Regions from separate parts of the Mus musculus genome. Here region 2 is linked to region 1. A link is a contact called in ENCODE Hi-C or POLR2A ChIA-PET data. All regions are on one chromosome and are shown on one strand. The core of a region is the stretch at or near the end of the contact, and the rest is flanking DNA. Distances in the headings are between cores, read along the strand shown.

The links. Hi-C counts contacts between places; a loop is a spot of excess contacts on that map. ChIA-PET counts read pairs that join two places held with the same protein, here RNA polymerase II (POLR2A).
Region 2: a map of left cerebral cortex shows a loop between it and region 1 (5-fold over the local background). The contact joins the enhancer-like site here to the promoter of Pdss2 in region 1. A Hi-C loop is called at or near these places in 1 of 37 maps with a recorded cell type or tissue (left cerebral cortex). POLR2A ChIA-PET finds 5 or more read pairs at or near these places in 1 of 5 experiments (Patski).

What each region holds. Positions count from the first base shown.
Region 1 is chr10:43,218,684-43,224,934 of GRCm38, forward strand. It overlaps Pdss2 (prenyl (solanesyl) diphosphate synthase, subunit 2), which reads left to right and starts at 2,803. Exons shown (of 8, transcript NM_027772.2): 1 at 2,803-3,377. The coding sequence starts at 3,079.
Region 2 is chr10:43,319,390-43,325,640 of GRCm38, forward strand. All of the region lies in intron 2 of Pdss2 (prenyl (solanesyl) diphosphate synthase, subunit 2), which reads left to right. It overlaps Gm40631 (a long non-coding RNA gene), which reads right to left. Exons shown (of 3, transcript XR_871611.3): 3 at 809-977. Among named protein-coding and RNA genes, the nearest start is that of Gm40631, 20 kb to the right of the region's middle. Within about 2 kb of position 3,560, at least 1 of the 3 ENCODE cell types and tissues checked has a DNase peak (open chromatin) inside an H3K27ac peak, as active enhancers do; it is left cerebral cortex, where a contact is called at or near this core.

The sequences.
Region 1 (6,251 bases), core at 1,553-4,052:
GGCGTATGATGAAAATATCATTTTTTAAAAGTCATTAGTTATTTGCTTGGTATGGTTATGACATGGCAACTTAATATGTAGTTACATCATTTGCTTCTGTGAATTTTCAAATTCTAGGAATTAGATTTTTCTTCTGTATTTAAAATTATTTAGAATACATAACATGTATACATGATTTGAAAACCAAATCTACATAGCCAAGGATTATAGAATAGTTACCAGTCTCCTTGCTGATCTCTGTTCCTTCCTGTTCAGAATACATGCCAAAATACATTCACAGTCTTATCTATTTCACAAAAAAATGTGTTATACTACTCTGTACTTTGCATTTTTAATTTGATGTATATCCTGAAAGATACAGGGGTGATCCTCTTTCGTCCAGTTGTGCTCGAGTGCCCACTTTGAGGTCTGGATTATTTTCTATTAAAATCAATACAGCAATGAACAACCTTTTGCTTTAGTTACTTTGCCTTTTGGAATAGGTTCCTAGAGTTGATATTTCTGGGTCATAATGCAAATGTGTATACAATACTGTGATTATCTAACTGCTGTGTGCTACTTTGCATTCTTAGTGGTATTAGATGTCCTTACTCCTCACAGCCTGTCACTTGAAATTCAGACATCTCTTTAGCTATAAAGATTGAAGGATATATATATATATATATATATATATATATATATATATAAATCAGGAGGACTAAAGAACAAATATCATTTTAATTTTCCAAAACTGATTACCACTAGATACAATGCAACCTTTTAACTGTTAAGTATAAAGGAAAGTGCTGGTTATTTAAAGTAAATGGGAGCAGAAGTCCCATGAATAATCAAAAACGTGGCTAACAGACCAAGACCAGAGAATAATGCACTTGGCTTTTGTGAAGAAATTAAAGTACATACTGTGAATTTTCATTAAAGCAAATGTGTGAAAAGTTACTCTTAAGGTACCATGATCTTGAAGAAGCAGCCTCAGATGCTCGATATATTACACTCAGTCTCTCTCTTTCTCTGGATTTTTCTGACTTCCTTCTCCTTGGACAACCCAGCTTAGGTCTTAGAACTCTTTAGAATGATAAAATATTTCACCTTTTACATTTATTTTTACATAGTAGTATACTTGGATTTTATTGCTAGGAATCTTACATAGGAACTCCCTTATGGGGAGACTGTTTTTAAATATAATTCACCTTTAATTAATATGCTGTTTTATCTATGGAGCCCTCACTCTGGAGCCCTGGCTAGCCTAGAACTGGCTATGTAGACCAGGCTGCTCTTGAACCTAGAGATCCTTCTGCCTCTGCCTCCTGAGTGCTTGTAAGCACCACCATTCCTGGCTCAAAAACAGAATCTTTAAATCACAGGAGACTTGGCACTCAAAGGGAGTTTGCCGCTAAACCTTCTGTGGCTAAAAGCATCTTGTGTGAACAATTTCTCTTTGTTTTTCTAGTTCATTTACATAATGTGAGCTTAAAAAATACCAACTATGAATTTTGAAAGCTCACATGAATTTTAAAAACCATTCCTGAGTGTAAAATGTAGGTAACAAGTCGTTTATTATTTTTATATTACTGATCTTAATGTTACTTTTTTCTTCCCAAGGGATTGAATTTAAGGTTTTGTAATTTTTAATTTTTTTATGATTAACAAGGACTTCAACACTTGTTTTGTCTAATTAGAAAGGGCAAGATGCTAGACGTGCTTGAATAGGTGGCACCCGAAGAGCAGAGTGGCCCTCTGGCCCTCGTCTGTAATCCCAGGACTTGAGAGGTGGATGGGGTCAAGAAGTTACAGGTCAGTTTGCTACACAGTAAGAAGTCTCAGGCCACTGTGGCCTAGGGGAAAAAAAAAACGTTCCATCCAACACTGAAAGCGTCGTCACACTGACAATTTTACTTTAGCAATGAGAAAGAATTTTTGGTAACATATTACTTAATGTTGTGGTTAAGAGTATGTATTCAAATAACCAAATTGTTAGGTCGGGTATGTGGTTCCGAAGTAGAGCACTAGCCTAGCATTACTGCATGAGGCCTGGCCTCTATCCCTAGTACCCAAAGGAGAGGAGAAAAAAAGATACCAGATCCTCTAGGTTCACATTTTGCTTAATGTGACCATAACAACTTACAATTTGGCTGTGCCTCATTCCGTTCCCCCCCATCCCCCCTAAAATCCGGGGAATAGTATTATCTTTAAAACTCAACAAAAGATTAAGTGAGCTAATATGTGAAATGCACTCATGCCAGTGAATTTTCAGTCCCGGAGCAAGCGACGTTTCATTCCATTCTCACAGCATCCTTATTTTCTGGATTTTTCACAGAAATCCTGGCACTTCGGCCAGGAAGCTGAGGGAAGCAGGGCTCAGCCTCACCGATCCACTTGCGTTCCAGCTCTGGGGGGGCCGCGGAGGAGACGTCGTCGCCCAGCTAGCGGGGCCGCCCTCCCGGGTCCGCGGCCCCCACCAAGGGCCTAAGGCGCCCAGGAGCAAAAGGCTTCCGGACGAGCCTGCGCCACGGGCCTACGATCTCGCCGCGGACCCACGATACAGACATTTATTTACATAAGCTTCACTCTGCGTTGGGCCGGGAGAAACGCTGCAGAGACCCCGAGAGCGCCTAGATCCAGGGCTAGCGGGGTGCCAAAGGGCGGACACCGACGTCCTGGGGCACAGGCTCCCTTCCATCTCTCGCCTTCCGGTCATCACTGAGGGTCCGCCCCTTAGTGGGGAGGTCCCAGCTGTGCCGTAAAGTAAAGAGCACTCTTTGCCGCTCATCAGCCCGCCCCTATCTTTACGGCAGGCCGCATTTCATGCCTCCAACATGGCGCCCCCCATGTAGGCACTGGCTGTGGTTACCAGCGCAGGTATCCAGTGCAGTTCTGAGCAGCCGCTGGGGTTACGCCAGTCTGCGCTGCAGAAGCAGCAAACGTTATTCCTGGTTACGGCTCCAGAAAGCCATACTTCTCTGAGGGTTTGGAATCGCCGTCTCCTGTTAGATTCTGAAAGTTTCTCCTCAGCCCTTGTTTGCTTCCCGTGTCATTTCTGGCCACCTTCCTCAGGTCCCCGACCCTCTCAGACTCAAAACTATGAGCCTCCGGCAGCTGCTGTTGCGCTTGTCCGGTTACCTCGGGGCTTCAGGTCCCCCCAGTCGCCACTGGTGGTACTTCAGATCCCTCGACAGCATCTCCTCGGCGGGCTCCTGGCGCGGGCGCTCCTCCAGGTCACCGGCCCATTGGAACCAGGTGGTGTCCGAGGCGGAGAAGATCGTGGGCTACCCCGCATCCTTCATGAGCCTGCGCTGCCTGCTGAGCGACGAGCTCAGCAATATCGCCATGCAGGTGCGGAAGCTGGTGGGGACGGGACACCCTCTGCTTACCACTGCCAGGTGAGCGACCCATGGTAACTCTGGGTCTGGCCAGTTCCTTGATTCTAACTTTCTTTTGAACTTTTAAGGTATTCTTTGGTGTCCCTTTAACATTCTTCTACTTGGCCCAGGATAAATGGTTTTCGTAAAAGAAAAACTTGAACGTGTTTTACAGTTTCTCTTCACTTTTAGAGATGCAGATGCTTCATGGCTTGTCAAGGTATCAGAGATGTATACTTATTTAGTCACAGTCAAGAAGTGGTATTTTAAAAATGGAATAGAGCCGGGCAATGGTGGTGCATGCCTTTAATCCCAGAGCTTGGGAGGCAAAGGCAGTGCGATCTCTGAGTTCAAGGCCAGCCTGGTCTACAGAGCAAGTTAAGCTGTTTACCTACAGAAAGATTAAGACAAGAGAGACAGGCAGAATAGACAGCTCCGGGCAGTGGTGGCGCACGCCTTTAATCCCAGCACTTGGGAGGCAGAGGCAGGCGGATTTCTGAGTTCGAGGACAGCCAGGGCTACACAGAGAAACCCTGTTTCAAAAAACAAACAAACAAAAAAACCCCCAAATATCCAGGTATTGGACTATCTAGATTGAAGTCAGTTTCCTCTGACGCTTTTACCACTTAATGCCAGACTAGTGTTAAACTTGTCACTAGGGTTTAAAAAAAAATTTATCACTTAAAAAACAACTCATACCTCATGTTTCGTAGTTTATTTCAAGCACACAGAAAAGTTATGAGAATAAAACTAGTACAAAGAGGATTAGGGGAGATGTCTTTGCCAAAGTACTTGTTGAACAAGTCCTACAACCTGGTTTGGATCGCCAGCAACAAAAGTGGAGGTTTTTCATACCAGTACTGAGGATGTGAAAACTGGAGATCTCTGCAGTGTGATGGACATTTCGTCTAGCTAAACCAGCAAATTCAGTGCTAAACAAGAAACTCCTTCTCAAACTCAAAAGTGAAAAAGCAAACAAGAGCTGGACAAAAAGATGGCAGGTGGGCTTATGAATGTTCAAAACCACTAGCCATAGGAGAATTGCAGATTTACATTACTATGAGATCTGTCACAAAGTTAAGAGGAATGAAATACAGATTTACAGAAGGACATCCTGGTGAAGAAACAGAAAAACTAAATTTGGCATGTATGTAAATCAGTATGGCCAATCTGGAAAATGGAAATTTCTTATAAGATTAAATTAAATAAGATTAAATTATACATCTTACCATCATACTCATAAACATTTATCCTAAAGAAATAATTAAAAAAAAAACACCTTGTCTATATCAGAATCTATACAGGGGTGTTTATAGTGTTGAAAGTTGGCTGTAAATTTGCCAAAGTCTTGACAGCAAAATGTTGATAATTAAGAGAATGATACTCAGCGTGGGTATTTGGGATAGCCCCAACCTGACCAACTCAAACGTCATTTATTGGTCAATGGTTGATCAAACTGTGATATATCCATAACCATAAAGCTCTATTTGGTGGAGCTGAAGAGATGTCTCAGTCATTAAATTGCCTACTGTGCAAGCTTGAGGGCCTGAGTTTAGATTCCAAGTACTGACAAAAAAGCTGGTTGCCAAGAAAGTGTGTGCAAGTGGGTTTTGTAGCCCAAGTATTAGGGTGCAATGTGGAAACAGGCTGTGCCTTTGAGCCCATTGGCCAGCCAGCCTACATAATTAATGAGTTCAATGAGAGACCTTGTCTCAAAATATAAGATGGAGCAAGATAAAGAAAATACTCTTGCCTCACATGTATACACACTTGTTAAAACCTGCATGTGTTCTCTCAAATACAAATGCAATTTGATTTTTTTTTTAAAAAAATTGATATCACTGTGTACACCTGAATGAGTCCTAAAGGGGTTATGCAAAGTGAAGAGTTTTTATCCTCCCCAAAATTAGGAGTTAACATGTGACTCGGCCATTCTTCCTCTAAGTATATTTCTAAAAGACTTGAAAACAGAGTCTCAGATAGTTATATATTTATGTTTCTAGTATTGTTTCCAATAGGCAGAAGGTAGAAGCTGATCATGTGTTCATTGGTGGGTAAATCTATTAATGAAATGTAGTATATGCATACATTGGAATGTATGTATTCAAATAACCAAATTGTTAGGTTGGGTATGTGGTTCCGAAGTAGAGCAAGGTGCATAGATCAGTTAAGGATGAATTTCTGCTCCTTGTTTGAGCAGGTGAAAGGCACCTGTCTTTTTTATGAGTCAGCTTGATTAATAACCAAATTGTAATAAATCTTCATTCATGCCATATGAAAGGATGGCGTGATGAATTTTAAGAACTCTGTTGCCAACAAGACTCATTGGCTATGTATAGTTGAAGTTCTAGCTAGAGACATTTTTATGTTTCAGCCAGTTTCAGGTTTGTTCCCATATAGAGGGATCAGCAAATTATGTTACCTGTCCTATTTGGTCTTCTTGACTTTTTTCCTTCCTGACTGCAGCCAAGGTCTTCAGGGGGGTCTCCCTCTATCAAGTCTGATCCTTATTACTTTGGAAGGAGTCTAAAACCTTTTTTTTTTTTTCTTGTTAACACAAATACAGAGCCCTTCTCCCAAAATACCTTTTCTTTGTTCCAGCAACCTGAAGTATAAAATCTAAAGTATAGACTGATTCAATTTTGCAGGCTCTTTTTTATTTAGATCTGCTCTACTTTGACCTCTGTCATAGAGTATTTAATACAATTATAATCACTGAAATTATAACTACCTTCATGTTGACAATTAAAACAATTTAAAATAATTAAGATAATTATTTTTATTTATTAAGATACCTCCATATACAGTTGTTTCAATTGTGGTAAGCTAGCCTCTGGGCAAGAAATGTACTATCTATAGACAAAATGCTGTTTGCAGGATAATTTACTGCTAAGC
Region 2 (6,251 bases), core at 2,310-4,809, 100 kb after region 1:
CCTGAAGCGCCATCTCCCAAGCCACCAGTGTCTTTGTTTTATATGCCACATCCTGTGCCAATAACTTCTCAATGAAAGGAAAGCACAAGACTGTGAATGCCAGTGATATGCCATCAGCCATGGAAGAGATGGAGTTCCAGCGGTTCCTAACACCTTGAAAGAAGCTCTAGAAGCACACAGGCGGGAGCAGAAAGGCAAGAAGGAGGCTTCAGAGCAGAAGAAGGACGACAAAGACAATTCCGGAGAGCAAGACAAAAGCAGAGAGGAGGAGGAGGAAAATGAAGAAAGAAAGAGGAAGAACAGAACGAAGAGGAGGAAATAGCTGAATGGAGAGTGGGCAGACTGGCATGGTGGGAGGGACCTGAGACCCTGAGATGTGTCTGTGTGAAGCCTCTCCCTGCAAGGCAGAGCCATCTTCGGCACTGGTGCCTGAGATAAACTGACCAGAAAGATCAAAACCAGCTCTTCCCAGATGCAGAGCATCCGAGTTACAGAAACCGGTTTTGCTTCACCAGCCTGCAGTTAGGACTTTTTTGTATAAGCGATTCTGTCTGAGTGACTACATAGTTTGGTATTGCTTGTTTACTTAAAGCATATGGCTAGCTAGTTTTTGATCCCATTTCCCTGCCCCTCCAAAAAATAATAACATCCATGTTGCCTGCTGTGTTCCAGGTAACAGAGGCACTAAAGGCTCAGGGGGAAACAACAGGGCTTTGATCATGGCCATCCAGTTTGACGGTACAGTAGTTGACCATAGGAACTTGTGCTTAGAATGGCTGCTCTCTAGGAGATGACTAAGGAGCTGTGAGCGAGCGAACAAGGAAATGTCTTCACCTGATGGTAGCATTACTTACTTGGTGTCTGGCTTTCTAGACTTACTTAGCTTTGTAGTCCTCTAGTGACTATAGATGCTCAGTCGTCTGGGGTGGGTGCACTCCTAGGACACATACTCTTCAATTCTGAGTGTTGATTAGAATCTGTCAAAAAAAAAAGGTGCCAATTCTTAAAAGCAGGGGGCTTAATCTTGGAGGTAACTCAGTGCCTACCATGGTAGGACCTAGTGCTACCTCCTGGAAGGTATAAAATCCCAGATCCATCTCCCAGACTTATGGCTGCTGCTTTTCATTCCCGGGGCCCAAACAAGTTCCAGAGACTTTATTTCCCCCAGGCACAGCCTGTTCTGTCTCCATCTCTCCAGCCTCTGCTTCCCGGCCCTGCTTTCTCCTCCTCTTACTTATTTCATCTTCTGGTCTAAGGACACTGATAACCTATGTCATATTCCAAAGTGCAAGGTCCTCAGATTCCTTAGTTCTAATCTCCTGTCTTCTAATGAGAGTTGAGAAACACCTCTGGACTTTAAGGTGAGTGAAATGGTGCTCAGGAATGTAGCGCCACCGCTGTCGCTTTTTTGTCTGTTGGCCTTTCCTTTCCCCATTGAGTGCTCCAAGCACTTTTTCTGTCTTAGTTGTGCACTTGAGGCTGCCAGGTGATATAATATAGTTGTACACTGTTTACTAGTCAGGGCAATACAGGGAAGTTTGTTGAAAGTGACTGGAGACTGTTGAGAAGATTTTAATGCTTTCTACAAATAAAGAACATTCTTGTTTAAGAAAAAAACAGACAGGAGCTAGTGAAGCACACAGGACAGGGCTGAGGGGAGGAGGGAGGGAGGAGGTATCACTCAAAGTGACATAGCAGGGCTAGGGTTTGAACCCAAGGAGTCATACTCAGAGCCCAAACTCTCAGCCATTTAGCTAAACTCCCTCTGCTCAGCATCTCTTCTCATGTTTATAGGATGGAGGGCAAGAACCAGATCTGCAGGGTTTAGAGAGCCTGGTCCTTTCTAGGACAAAGGCAGCATGGCTTGTAAGAGCGAGGAGAGTGGGCGGGTAGTGCTGGCAGACCTGTGAAGAGACCGTGTCATCGTGTCATCGTGGCCAGGACAAGGAGGACCTGGTGATTTCTGCACTAGAGTGGCAGACCCTTGTAGTGCTCAGCACTCACCAGGACACTTCTGTGGGGAGAGAGGACATCCCTTCTGTCCTTCCCCCTGGCTAACTTGTTACCTATTCCTAAGGACATAGCTCCTGACCTCCATATTAGGTACTCTATTCTAGGCTTCCACAGCATACTGTACAAACGTGAGTGGTCAGACGAGGCCACATGTATTGAGCTCAGATCAGTACACTGAAAACACTTTACACATGTCATCTCATGTGTGTTTCCCAGCAGCCCCACATGGCAGGGTCAGCGGCAGAGGCCTCTTTACCTGGGTGAAGGCTGGACCTTAGGGATGATGGTCAGTAATGTGGCCCGGGTCTACACAGCCAAGAAACAGTAGGTCTGAGATCTAGGTCAGATATTTCTTGCTCTAAGCACGTGCCCTTAGTAACTGTTGTACCTTTGTCAAAGGTTATGTGTGTAATATGTATTTCTTTCTCACAATGAAAACTCCTTAATAACTGTGCTGTATCTCAGTCATAATTTGTATAAAACTCTGTCAGAACTGTGCTTTAAAGAAGAGACAGGATACTTAACAAAGCGTGCTTGTTTCTACTTGCATCTTGCCTTGTATTGCTCTATTATTACTTTTTTGATACGGTGAACTATAAAGCTCCCACACAATTATTTCTTCGTAGGCTTTTTGGACTGAGTTATGCCCGTCAAAGTGCATGTGTTAGAGTCCTAACCCGGCTATGATTGGGTTTGGAAACAGAACTGTTAAGGAAACAACAGAGATTGAGTGGGGTCTCAGGACTGCTGTCCATTCTAAGAAGAGAAACAAAGAGGTCTTTCTTGCCGTGTGCATGTGCCGGAGAGATGACTTGAGACGGGGGCAGTCTGCAACCTGGGAACTCTTGCCAGAAGCTGAAATCTTCTGCCTTTTTGATTGTGAAACTCCAGCCTCTAGGACTACAAGAAACTGTCTAGCTTGAAGTTGAGTTGTTTCATTTATCTTGTTACTGTTATTGGTAACCCAGGCAGTTTAGTAGGTGATGCTAGATTTGGGGGCTTTGGAGTTATTATTGCTATGACCAGAAGCAGGTTGGACAGGAGAGGGTTTATTTGGCTCACACTCTGCATTACTGTTCATCATCAAAGGAAGTCAGAGTGGGAGGCAGGAGGCAACGCAGGAGCTAAGAGGAGTGCTGCCTACTGCATTATCCCTGCTGATGCGGAAACTGTGGAGGAATGCAGCTTGCTAGAGTATTCCTCCTGGTCTGCTCAGCCTGCTTTCCTACAGAATGCAGGAAAGCCACTGCAGGGGTGGCATTGCCCACACTGCGTTGGGCCCTCGCATGGATCACTAATTAAGAAACTACCCTTCAGGCTTGCCGACAGCCAGGGCTTATGTATGCAGTTTCTCAATTGAGGCTCCCTCCTCTCAGATGACTCTGACTGGCACTCCTTAGAATCTAAGTCAAATGTTGTTTGAAGAAGTGTTCACAATTGACTGTTTAACATGTTGAGTATCTAACTGCAGGAGTACATAACTCAAGATATGCTGTTAAAAATAGAAGAAGAGGTGGGAATGCTGTGCTTGTGTGGCGTGTGCAGGCCCTGGGCTCATCGCTGCAGTTGAAGAGAATCCCGGTGGAGGGAGAGAAGGAGCGTCATCAGATTGTAGAAGCACAGAAGGCTGAGTTGCTGGTTATAAGGCAGCTGAGTGTGGGCAGCATGGCTGCCCCAGCTTTTCCTCCTCTCAGGACTCCTGCCTTAGTCATTTTCTGTGGCCAAGTACAATACAGGGGCAATTCAATTGGGGCCCACTCAAATTATATTAAACTTAAGGCCAAGGAAAGCTGAACAGGTACAGTTTTTAATCTTTTTTTCTTTGAATATTTTTTAAAAGTCATGGTCCAATGTAAGAACTCTCTGTGTAGCTGAGGCCATCCTTCTACCCCGGGTGCTAGGACCACCAAGCCCTCTCTCTGTAGTGCAGGGGTCAGATGTGCTAGAAAGCTTCGTTTTTCACCTACGAGGCTTTTCTTCAGAAGTATGAAGGCAAAGGGCTAAGTTAGCCTCATTCCTTCCTTTACTCTTCTAAACTCGATTAACTCTGTAGGATTGCTCTGATTAATAAGATGGCCTCTGTTTAAAGGCCACAGCAGGGCACTTGCATCTAGACAAAAAGGGTACTGATGAAGTTAGGCAGTAAGCCGGCCTGACGATCTGATCACTAACTGCCAGTGAGTCTCCTGTTGTCTCTGACACCCAACTGTCAACCCTCATTTCCTTAGCTTAGGTAATAGAGTAAGAGCTCGTCCTTCTCCTTTGTCTCTGCATGCGGATGACGGTTGGCAGAGGATGGCAGCTCCAGCTCTTTAGCTTATCTAAATCCTGTGGGCCCTGACCAGAAAGGCGGCTAGCCCGGCTTCTCTTGTGTTCTCTTTGCTTTTCTTCATGCTTTGAAGAGAGATTACTTCCCCACCCCCACCCCCAAACATTGAAGATACATTTATTTAGGCTTGTAGAAGTCAGTAAAAATTTGGTAGAACAGAACAGCATTTTTGAGACAGTGTTCATAAACAGTTAAGAAAGCTGTAGAGCAGACATGAGCTTGGAATGGATTGCACCCAAGCCCATGCCCCATCCTATTTCAGCTTCAGTTTTCCAGCAGTGTTCAACCTGCACAGCATCTGCCAGCTCTGTGCATTGTCTGGCAAGGACAGTGAACTGTTAGGACCAGCAGCTACTTGCCTGTAGCCCCAGAGACCTGCTGTAACCCCAAGAATGGGATGGGGTTGGGAGCAGGCAGCAAGTGTCCTGCTTCTCAGGGCCAGCCTTCTGTTGCCCACCCTCAGGAGTTGCCGCTGACTGTGTAACACCATTCCGGCATCATGGGCATCATGGTCTGTAGTGTTCATGCTACAGTGTGCTCTCCACTGACTGTATAATCCCGTTCTGGCATCACGGACTATGGCATTGACACTACAGTGTGCTCTCCATAGTTGTCTTGTTGACTGGATTTGTCACTGTATTCCATCTCCAACTAAGCTTTGAGTCCTTAGACAGTGCTTTAGCAAATTTGAAAAGAAGAGATAATCATACAAGGTTCTTTGTTATGCCTCCTTTTTCTTAGCCTGACCCACAGTAAGAAGTGCCTCGGCAGTTTTTTTTTTTAATAATCTAGGTTTAATTCTCTCAACTGTATCTGTTCTGATTCTTTTAATTTATAAATCAAATATATTTTATTTTTGTCACAAATTAGTTCAAAAGTAGAGAGTTTAATGTGGTAGAATTGGAAGAAAGGTTTTCTCTATAACTATTTAAATAGAAAGATTAGTTTAAAAGTAGTAATAGTTAATATTTTGTGAGCTTATATTTACTATATAAGATTATCATTGTCTAAGAAATATCTACAGTCATCTAACTACCACGCCAGTATGACAGATATTCTATTACTGCCATTTAAAAACATGTTCTTTAGATCTATCTTAAATATATGAGTCTTTTGCTTGCATGTATGTGTATGACCACGTGCATACCTGATACCTGCAGAGGTCAGAAGAAGGCATCGCATCCCCTGGTTGTGAGTCACTGTCTTAGTTACTTTTCTATTCCTTTAATGAAACATGAAGCCCATGCACTTTATAAAAGGAAACATTTGATTTGGGGCTTGCTTACAGCTTCAGAGGGTTAGTCCATGACCCTCATGACAGGGAGAAAGGCGGCAGTTAGACAAGCGTGACTTTGAAGTGGTTCTGTAAGCTTACATCTGATCCCAGGCTGCAGGCTAAGACAGGCAGATAAGCAGACAGACAGACAGACAGACAGACAGACAGACAGACAGACAGACAGACAGATTGGACCTGGTTTGGGATGTTGGAACCTCAAAGCTCATCCACAGTGACTTACCTCCTCTAACCAGGTCACACCTCCTAACCCTTCCCAACGATTCCACTAACCTGGACCAAGCAGTCAGACATACAAGCCTATGGGGGCCATTCTCTTTCAGACCACCACAGCCAACATGTAAAAGCTGGGAACTGAACCCAGGTCTCCTGCAAAACAGCAAGTGCTCTTCACCACTGAGCCTTCTCTCTGGTCCTGGATGAAAGGCTAGTCCTGGAGAGTGGGCAAGCATGCTGCTCAAGGTCTTAGAGCTGCTAAGGTGCAGAGCTTGGGTTTGGATGTGGGCAGTTTGTGTGGTCTGCACCCTCAAACTCTAGGCTGTCTCCTAAAGTAGATATAAATCTTGAGAAAAGATTTCAAGAACATCTTAAAAGTTTAAGAGCGCAGAGGATGGC